Regions from separate parts of the Homo sapiens genome. Here region 1 is linked to region 2. Evidence: chromatin contacts called from ENCODE Hi-C data. All regions are on one chromosome and are shown on one strand. The core of a region is the stretch at or near the end of the contact, and the rest is flanking DNA. Distances in the headings are between cores, read along the strand shown.

Evidence for each region. Hi-C counts contacts between places; a loop is a spot of excess contacts on that map. Pooled maps may share reads with other maps.
Region 1: a loop to region 2 is called in a pooled map, with 2.1 times the contacts of the local background. The contact joins two enhancer-like sites. A Hi-C loop is called at or near these places in 4 of 168 maps with a recorded cell type or tissue (CD8-positive, alpha-beta T cell, HCT116 and naive thymus-derived CD4-positive, alpha-beta T cell) and 9 of 50 pooled maps.

Annotation. Positions count from the first base shown.
Region 1 is chr12:93,093,013-93,098,107 of GRCh38, reverse strand. The region is part of intron 3 of LOC643339 (a long non-coding RNA gene); the gene reads left to right. LOC105369908 (a long non-coding RNA gene) reads right to left here. Exons shown (of 4, transcript NR_188219.1): 2 at 1,872-1,993. Among named protein-coding and RNA genes, the nearest start is that of LINC02412, 79 kb to the left of the region's middle. Within about 2 kb of position 3,049, at least 2 of the 41 ENCODE cell types and tissues checked have a DNase peak (open chromatin) inside an H3K27ac peak, as active enhancers do.
Region 2 is chr12:92,809,163-92,814,393 of GRCh38, reverse strand. EEA1 (early endosome antigen 1) reads left to right here. Exons shown (of 29, transcript NM_003566.4): 16 at 1,301-1,414; 17 at 2,960-3,115. Among named protein-coding and RNA genes, the nearest start is that of PLEKHG7, 110 kb to the right of the region's middle. Within about 2 kb of position 3,835, at least 2 of the 41 ENCODE cell types and tissues checked have a DNase peak (open chromatin) inside an H3K27ac peak, as active enhancers do.

The DNA of each region.
Region 1 (5,095 bases), core at 1,800-4,299, 280 kb before region 2:
TTTAAGTTTTAGGGTACATGTGCACAATGTGCAGGTTAGTTACATATGTATACATGTGCCATGCTGGTGTGCTGCACCCATAGTAACTGACTTCTAAAACATACATTCACTGACAAAATGATGGTGAACAATTCGTTCTGTGTAAGTAAGACGTAGGCATCTCCATATTGTAACACTGGAGAGGAGAAAAACCAAAGCCAACATAGAGCCCTTGATATCCCCTCGGTAGTCAGGACCTAGGGGTTTACAGTAAGGAGCAGCAGGCAACAACATTAACCTTCTAACAGCAAGCTATCAAAATGAACTTGAAATAATGCACTTAGTTCCATGTAGTCCTTAACCTCCCTGTGAGAAACCTGCACATGCCTTGCTTCCTAATTCTTCTTCTGGAGCTCAGGGCCAGGATTGGTAGTGCTGCATATAGAGCTGTGTTGGGAAGAACTGTAAGACTCAATGAAGGAAGAGTGTAGTGATCAATTAGTGATGTCTGCCAAGAGTATGGGAAGGGATGGGGACAGCACATGTGCTATGTATTTGCCAACCCTGAACTGGGGCATATTTTCAGTAAGCTGTCTCTGCCATGGAACTGTAGTGTACAAAGCTAACTAGTATTAATGAATACTAGTTACTAGTACTAGTATTCACTTGTAACTTCTCCAGCATGAGATAATAGTGCCTTTGCTGACCTTCAGTGAAAATTTTCACAGACTTTACCAGTAATTTTCATAGATGACAGACACACTTTGGTAGATATTAATAGTCTGGGGATTAGATACTAGGCTGGTGCAAAAGTAATTGCTGTTTTTGCCATTGCTTTTAATGGCAAAAACTGCAATTACTTTTGCACCAAATAGATACACTCCACTGTGGAAGAGAGATAGTTCGTTTGGATTTTTCATATCTAGAGGATATATGCTTCAAGACCTTTAAATTCTCCATGTTGATACACAACAAATATCCTTCTCATTGCTAATCTGATTCCTTGTTTCTGGGAAGGAAGAATCCTGGTTAATGAATACCAATATCATTGTTACTGGGAAGATATTCCATCAGTAGGATAATGATAGTATCTCCTTGATAATAAGTTGACATTTTGGGTTACATGCCAATTCTTGGTAACCGTAAATTATAAAGAGACTGATCATTCTTGCAAGTTTGGTTAGCTAAGTTTCTCAGTTTGTTTACCCACCACGGGGCTCCCTCCTCCAAGAATACTCTCTCTTTTAGAGCGCTCACTTCAGCAGTCATAGGAGTTGGCTTGCTTGCTTGTTGGGGTTGAAAGTTAATCAATGTTCCTAACAGCATTGATAACAAAGCTGGTCACCGCTGCTCTTAATGGTAGGCAATCTTATAGCTGGTAGCAGAAATGATTCAATTACACTGTCAGTAATACATCTTTTTTTTTTTTTTTCATTTATTTTTAGTAGAGACAGGGTTTTGCCATGTTGCCTAGGCTGGTCACAAACTCCTAGGCTCAAGCAATCCACTAGCCTCGGCCTCCCAAAGTGCTGGGATTAGAGGGGTGAGCCACCTCACTCAGCCAATATATCTTTTTTGATAAATTTTTTTAGTGCATAAACTTTCTAGGTTAAAGATATGATTCAGGAAGGGTCAGATTTGGGGCCCAGTCTAAATTTTGTTATTGGTGAATTTTAGTGGCCTCTCAAAAACATTTACAATGAGTAAACGTTATTAATGTTAGAAGTTAATTACCAGCTGGGCTCAGTGGCTCACGCCTGTAATCCCAACACTTTGGGAGGCCGAGGCAGGTGGATCACCTGAGGTCAGGAGTTCAAGACCAGCTTGGCCAACATGGTGAAACCCCATCTCTATTAAAACTACAAAAATTAGCCAGGCATGGTGGCACGTACCTGTAATCCCAGCTACTAGTGGGGCTGAGGCAGGAGGATCTCTTGAACCTGGGAGGCGGAAGTTGCAGTGAGCCGAGATGGTGCCACTGCACTCCAGCCTGGGCGACAGAGTGAGACTCCATCTCAAAAAAAAAAAAAAAAAAAGAAGTTAATTACCTATTTGTGTTTAGCAGCATGGTAAATAAAAAGAAGTATTTAAGACAAATAACTTCATAATCTGAAGTATATAATTTAGTTGGGGACATAAAAGATTTAAAATAATAATACAAGATAGCATATACTTTATTACTTTTGTGGGCTGGAGCTGCTCCTACTGGCTTGCAAAAGCCAATTGCTAAGTTTTCCAGTTTTGTGAGCTGGTTATTAAACACAGCCATTATTAGAAATTAAATTATATAAAGTTATAATTAAATAAAGTATACTAATAACAAAGATAATAAATAGTCAAAACTCATTACTAATTGTTTTATTACCTTTCAGTATTATCTCTGATCTTGAAGTTATTTATGTGTATTATATCTGTGTGGTAGAAATACTACATAACAATATGCCACTCTGCGTCTCTTCCTGACTGTGGTCAGTGACATCATACTGGTGGCTTGAAATAGCCATGGTGGGAGTGTTTACACCACAGAAATTGAATCTATAAACCCGCCGAACCCAGACTCCTACCTCTCCACCCCCAGAGCCAGGTGCTAAACATTTACCAGCACGCCATTGCGTATAAATATCAAATAGGAAGTACAGACTCTAAGAACCATCACTGGCCAGAGGACAGTGCGATCACCTGAGGTTTGGGGATCAGAGAGGTAGGCTTTGAAGCTGGCTCTGAAGCAGACTTGTTTTTATGTGGGTCAGGACCACCCTCAGGGATATTTAGAACCAGGACAAATCACAGAATGCCCACATGTCCCTGGACATTTTTATACAGGTGAAATCAGGTTAGCATGAGCATTAACAGTCTCTTCCAAGGTGAAGCAAAGTAAATAAAAAGGCAACAGTAAGCCTGAAAGGTGTGTGTGTGTTTGTGTGTGTGTGTGTGTTTGTGTGTGTGTGTGCATGTAAAGGATGTGGTGGGGTGATCTCACCCCCTCTGGCCGAGTGGTCATGGGATGATTGGATAACCTTAGTGATATCCACTGGAAAGAGTTAAAGACATTTCTATGCTTCTCTTCCAGCCAGTAGCTAAAGCCCCAGGGACAAGGTGTTCCCTTTGATCTTGCTGTACATCTGTAATAGAATTTTAAAAGATTGGAAAGAAAAAAAAAAGGTAGGCTAATAGAAAAGGTAGGTTTAGAAGGCTTCCTGGAAGCCAAGGAGAGGCAGTCTTTGAACTAGCACATTGGATCACTGTTTTTTCAACCCTAACTCATTGCAGACCTCTGAAAGCCTCTTGGGGAAAAATTATAGCAATGTATCATGGTGTTTATAACATGCACGGAAGTAAAGTATATGACAACAATAGCAGAAAAATTAAAAAATATTTTGTTGTAATAAAAATGATTAAATGGTAAACTTCATGTTATGTACATGGTACTAAAATTATAAAGATATTAAAATGATAACATTTTTTCATTCTCTCCTCCTGGGTGAGAATAAGGGCAGTTACTGTTTTTCAATTGATGATGGAAGATTCTCTTGGTTTTTTTTTTTTTTTTTTTTTTCAGATGGAGTCTCACTTTGTTGCTCAGGCTGGAGTGCAGTGGCGTAATCTCGGCTCACTGCAACTTCCGTCTCCCAGGTTGAAGCAATTCTCCTGTGTCAGCCTCCCAAGTAGCTGGGATTACAGGCATATGCCACCATGCACGGCTGATTTTTGTATTTTTAGTAGAGACGAGGTTTCATCACGTTGGCCAGGCTGGTATTCAACTCCTGACCTCAGATGATCCTGAGTACTGTGACTCCCAAAGTACTGGGATTATAGGCGTGAGCCACCATGCCCAGCCTTGAGATTTTTTTTTTTTTTTTGGACAGGGTCTCGCTCTGTTGCCCAGGCTGGAGTACAGTGGCACGATCTTGGTTCACTGCAACCTCTGCTGCCCAGGTTCAAGCAATTCTCCTGCCTCAGCCATGTGAGTAGCTGGGATTACAGGCGTGTGCCACCACCTCTAGGTAATTTTTGTATTTTTAGTAGAGACAGGGTTTTGCCATGTTGGCCAGGCTGGTCTTGAACTCAGGACCTCCAGTGAGCCACCTGCCTCGGCCTCCCAAATTGCTGGGATTATCTGCACGAGCCACTGTACCCAGCCTTCTTGTTTAAAAACAAAAGAAACTTAAATAAATAAAGAAATAAGTCAAGGGCAATAATAGTAGAAACAAAGTGGCAATTGCAATTGTTGAGGAGTTTTGGAAAAAATAAAAATTAAAATAAAAAAAGGCTTGCGCCTTAACAGCTAACTGGTTACTGAGTAGCCCAGTGAGGGAAGTGGGAAACAAAGGAAGAGAAGACTCCTAGGACAAACAGGATCAGAGTCATTACTGGGGACTAGAGCCAGTGTCAGGTGAGGAGAGGCTGCTGGATCATGAGAAGCTCATGTGACGCAGGCGGGTACCATATTTCATCAGTGCTAAGGTACCCGTTGTGTCACAGTTGAACAACTTGAATCAGGATGCATGTTACACTTGATGATATCAGTCACCATTGTCAGGGTGGCAGTCATTGCTGGGCATGCAGAAACTTGGGCATAGATGTTCATATTGTGGCCCCGTGTTGTTTAAATAAATATGTATTTATGTAAATTTAGCATAACAAAAAAATGAACATTTCTAATCAGGAAGCATGATGTCACCGTTTAATTGAGTTTTTCACTTCTTCATGACAGATTAAATGATGGCATGTCTTATGATTGGTGGCACATTAGTGACATACAGGTTAATTTGCCATATATGATTATAAATTAACTGTTTATAAATCTGTGTCCCATTTACACACCGTTTTGGGTCTTCTCATCTAATAACTTTGTTGAACCAGAAATGTGTGAGTTAGATTGATCAAAATGCTCACTCAGAGGTGGCTATTCTGCGTTCAGAACTGGCCAACCATTTACTAAATTTTGTTGTTAATTTCTAATAATGTATGTCCAAACAGGAACTATTTTGGCTTGGTACTGATGGATACTAAAGTTTGTGATTACATATAGATAAGTGAGGTTCTGTGTTTTTTCCTTAGCATCAAAGAGCTGAGCTGCTTTCTCATCTGTCCTCTTTGCAGTAGTGAACTGTCA
Region 2 (5,231 bases), core at 2,586-5,085:
TAAAGCTGACTTCTGCAAAAATATATTTGTAGTCTATGCTATATATTCATCAGTATAGATTTACTATGTGTTGTTTAAAGGGAAGATTTCTTTAGTTTTCACCTTTAAATCAATGTAAATGTATATACCTTGATGTAACTATTATTTCTGTGAAAATTAAGTATTTTGATATTGAGAAAAAATTATTTGAATTTTTCCTTCAGCTTGTAATTATCCATACAATGTAAATCTTAGATTTCTTATGTTCATTGATCCTCTCTTCAACCAGCTAAAAGAATGCACCCCCCATTTTTACTGTTTTCTCAAAATATGTTAATTTTAAATACATGTTTTTACATATATATTTTCTTTTTTGCTTTTCTTTCTTTCTTTCTTTTTTTCTGAGACAGAGTCTTGCTCTGTCGCCAGGCTGGAGTGCAGTGGCGCGATCTCAGCTCACTGCAGCCTCCACCTCCCAGGTTCAAGTGATTCTTCTGCCTCAGCCTCCTGAGTAGCTGTGACTACAGGTGCATGCCACCATGCCCAGCTAATTTTTGTATTTTTAGTAGAGATGGGGTTTCACCACATTGGCCAGGATAGTCTCGATCGCTTGACCTTGTGATCTGCCTGCCTTGGCCTCCCAAAGTGCTGGGATTACAGGTGTGAGCCACCGCACTTGGCCTATTTTTTGCTTTTCGTATTCGAGGTGAGTTGTACTAAAGGTATTCCAACACTTAAAGGTGTTACTTTTGATAACAAGATAGATCTTTTTGCTTGTTTGATTTTATTGGCAGCCTTGAATTTTTAATATTTAATATTTTGACTGTGAGCTTCAAAAATAAAACCCTTTAAGTGAGAAGTTATCAGGGAATACTGAATTTTACAAAGTGCCAGTTGTCTGGCTGTTTTGAGTCATTGAATTCTGTAATTCTTGATTATCTTCGGAGTAATCATTTTTTGGGGCATGGTTATTTACTTTATCATAATAGTGGTAGACTTTCAGATACTCACTTCTGAAAATACAGTGGCCTTTTTTGGAAAAAAAGTGTACCTTTTCTTTCTTAGCAAAGGAATACTAAAGTGTTTTGGAATCACATGAGGATATCTTTTTATTATTTATCCAGCATTATTAGGAGTCTTCTCCCCTATCATTCCTATTTTGGCGATTTTCACATACATATTTTTCAATATATAAATCCATATGTTTTTGCCAAGGACTTAATTTTTAAATAGTTTGTTTAGTCACAAAAGGAGTGTGCGTTCAAGCAAGAGGAAATCAAGAACTAAATATAAATTAAATAATTTGTAAATGCTGTTACAGATTAAAGCCAAAACCGAACTATTACTATCAGCAGAAGCAGCAAAAACTGCTCAAAGAGCTGATCTTCAGAATCATTTGGACACAGCTCAAAATGCATTACAAGATAAACAGCAGGTAGGGAAACAGATGCAATTTCATACTATCACCTAGTGCTTTGGTAGATAAATAAATTGCAAACATGTAAAGATGATACCCAGTTTTGTATAATCTTGTGATAGACTTGCTTATCCCCCTTAATTTCTCCATGAGTTCCAGTTGAGTAGTAAAAGTGGGGGTCACATAGATGGAGATAAAAATAACAGCTTTGTTTTTGATAAATTTCTACTAGTGTGCAGGTGTGGTTGGTTTCCTGATATTGTCCTTCTCCCCTAGCCTAGACCTTGGTGTAGAGCAGTAATGTTTCCTCCTAACTTTTGAATTGTTGCCCCATCCCTTCAAGTGTTGGTGATTGGATGGGGCAGACCACCACATTTGTTTTTAGTAGGTAGACTGGACCATGACCCAAATGTACTTGCCACTTGGAAACAGGAAAAGAACACTGTATATTCTACCTCAGTTATAAGAGTTACTCCTTTCTTGGTAATAGGAGGAAGTGAGGAGCTGGAGGGAATACAGAAGCGATACTCTGGTAGAATAGAAGCATCCTACTTTAGGGTCACGGTGAATGTTGCTGGTAGATTTTTCTTAGCTTTTACTGGTAGAAATTTTTAAAATTTACTTGTTATTCAGGGAGTAATATTAGTTATTGGTCTTTTTTTTTTTTAGATGGAGTTTTTTGCTCTTGTTACCCAGGTTGGAGCGCAATGGTGTAATCTTGGCTCACTGAAACCTCCACCTGCCGGGTTCAAGCAATTCTCCTGCCTCAGCCTCCCAAGTAGCTGGGATTACAAGCATGTGCCACCGTGCCTGGCTAATTTTGTATTTTTAGTAGAGACAGGGTTTCACCATGTTGGTCAGGCTGGTCTCAAACTCCGACTTCAGGTGATTCACCCACCTTGGCCTCCCAAAGTGCTGGGATTATAGGTGTGAGCCACCGCACCTGGCTTTATTGGTCCATTTTTTAAAAAACAATACAGAAGTATATCAAGTTAAAAAACAGAACAAAACAGTTTTCTATATTTACCCTTTATGAAAAGCCCATTTGAATGGAATGTTTGCTGTTAAATTTGGTATGTGTCCTACTTTTGGTACATAGTAGATTTACTAGTAATTTTTATTTTATTTTTTTTTTTTTGTGCAACTGGATATTCCAAATGAATTGAAAAGCATCATAAATGTAAACACTGTAATATTTTTAAAAAATAGTTTTAAAAATTGGTGTCTTGAACATTGAAAATATTTAATTATAATATAAAAGTGTTATTTTATTATTAGCCTGGCTAATATTTGGCTCCTAAAATAATTCTTCCTAGATAAACATTGAAAAGTTATTAAACTGTTATACATATAAACTTAGGATCTCAGACTATGCAAGAATTTAGTTCATGTCGTTTATATTGGTAGGTAAGTATAGCCTCTGATATATCATTAGATTTATCTGAGCTCTTACTCCAAATATTTTTTTAAATAAAATTAGAGTTTTCAATTTTACGTTGAACATTTGGCCACTACAATATAGTAAACCTTACCAAAGTTTTCTTCAATTGTACTTTTCTAAAGGAGTTAAATAAGATTACTACTCAGTTGGATCAGGTCACTGCAAAGTTACAAGACAAGCAAGAACATTGCAGTCAGCTGGAAAGTCATCTTAAAGAATATAAAGAGAAATACCTCTCTTTAGAACAGAAAACCGAAGAGCTAGAAGGTCAAATTAAGGTTTGTATAAAAGAAGTTGAATTTAGTCATATTTTCTACTTCAGTAGCAATGGAATCTCATGACCTACATGGAATCAAAGATTTTTAGTTAACAAAGAAAGGTGAAGTTGTGGTATAAAATTTTTAAAAAATTGCTTGTAATTTTTCATGTCTTAAGTTTGAATTCTATCTTTATTTTTAATGTCTCCCTTAATGAGCATCTTTTATAAATGACAGTCAACTTACATACTGATTCCATTGTAATGTGTTACTTTTTCCAAAGACAGATAACCAGGTATCTACTCTACCATTACAAGGAACTTCTCAATTTTTTGTTGTGAAGTCTCTTCTGTTCCTTCATTCTTCCATCTCTTACCAACTTACTCCAATATCACATTTCAGATATGGTAGACTTTTCCTTTTTAGAACTTTATACCCTTTGGATTTTGCTTCTAATTTAAAAACACATTGAGACTATGATAAACTGTATCTTACTTTAACACAACTCCATATGAATGTGTTGATTTACTGAAGAGATAAGATGATTAGACATCTCAGAAGGATTTGACCTGAGTTTTTGTGTCCTTCAAATTAGAACCGCTTGCTGCTTAACTGCCTTTGGCTAAAAATAAAAAAAAAAAAAATTTTTAAAAATTGAGCTACTATCAGTTAAACAAAAACTTCTCAAGTTACTATATATGTAACTTATACTTCCTCAACCCGGTGAAGCGTGTGTGTATAAGTTTAGAGTCATGAAATGAATATATGTACATACATACCAATATAGTATGGGGGAATAATTACATTTACAATTCTGTTTATAGGTTCCTTTTTCTTTATGACAAACGATAATAGCAAAGGCAAGGTACTTTAGGCATGGTTAAAAATAACAGAAGTATTATTTTACTGAAAAGTGTCTAATGAGAATTCTTTTTGGGTACCTATTAAAAATAGTGGTTATTTAGAACTGAGTTTTTATTGTGATTATCAGCTCTAACACTTTGTAATTATCATTTTAGGGAGTATCATATTTTTTATATAGACATGTATAATTAATTTAGCTACATCAAATATCTTTTATTTAATGAATATTTTCAGTGTAGGTCAATGGTAAGGGCTACAGATACCAATCAGTTTATAAAATATTTAGTGTGCAAAATCACTACCACTGCAAGGAAATGCATTGTGTAAAGCTTTTCAAACTTATATTCAACAGTTTGATTTTGTAAGTTTGTAAAAATACACACATAATTACATGTATACATGTGAGATGCAAACTATATTCTGAAGAACAACAATGTCATCTAGTCCAAGAGATTAAAGAAGCAAAATCAGGAACTTAATTGGCTTTATATTTAGGATCAATAGGTGTTAATGAGAAGGAGTACGTGAGAACTTCATTTTAGTTTTAAATATCTTATAATTACATCAGTGTTTTTAACTGTGACTATAAAAGATAATATGTTTTAAGTGAGTAGATCAGTGAACCTGTTAACTTATTTTTTCATACTTGAGTTAATAACTTTTACTGAGATAATAACTATTTATGTTTCTATGTTTCTTTTAAGTTGATTGTTTCATTCAGAATTAATTTTTTTTTTTTTTGAGATGGAGTCTCATTCTGTTGCCCAGGCTGGAGTGTAGTGGTGCGATCTCAGCTCGCTGCAACCTCTGCCTCCCAGGTTCAAGCCGTTCTCCTGCCTCGGCGTCTTGAGTAGCTGGGACTTCAGGCACCGGCCACCACGCCTGGCTAATTTTTTTTTTTTTTTTTTTTTTAGTAGAGATAAGGTTTCACCATGTTGGCCAGGCTGGTCTCGAACTTCTGACCTCAAGTGATCTGCCTGCCTCTGCCTCCCAAGGTGCTGGGATTACAGGTGTGAGCCACCGCGCCCAGCCCAGAATTAATTTTAAACACCAACACTTAGTGGCAGTCTATCATGTATAAAGCTTTCTGCTGGGTCTTCTGAAAGATTTTAAAATAAATAACACCCTTAGTAATGGTTTCAGAATATGTTTTTTATTATAATAAATTTTTTTTTGTATGTCACACCTGTTTGAATATAAACAAAAATGTTATAGTATTTAATAATAGATTGATAATTACTAATATTAAAATGGCTGCCATATCATATTTCTT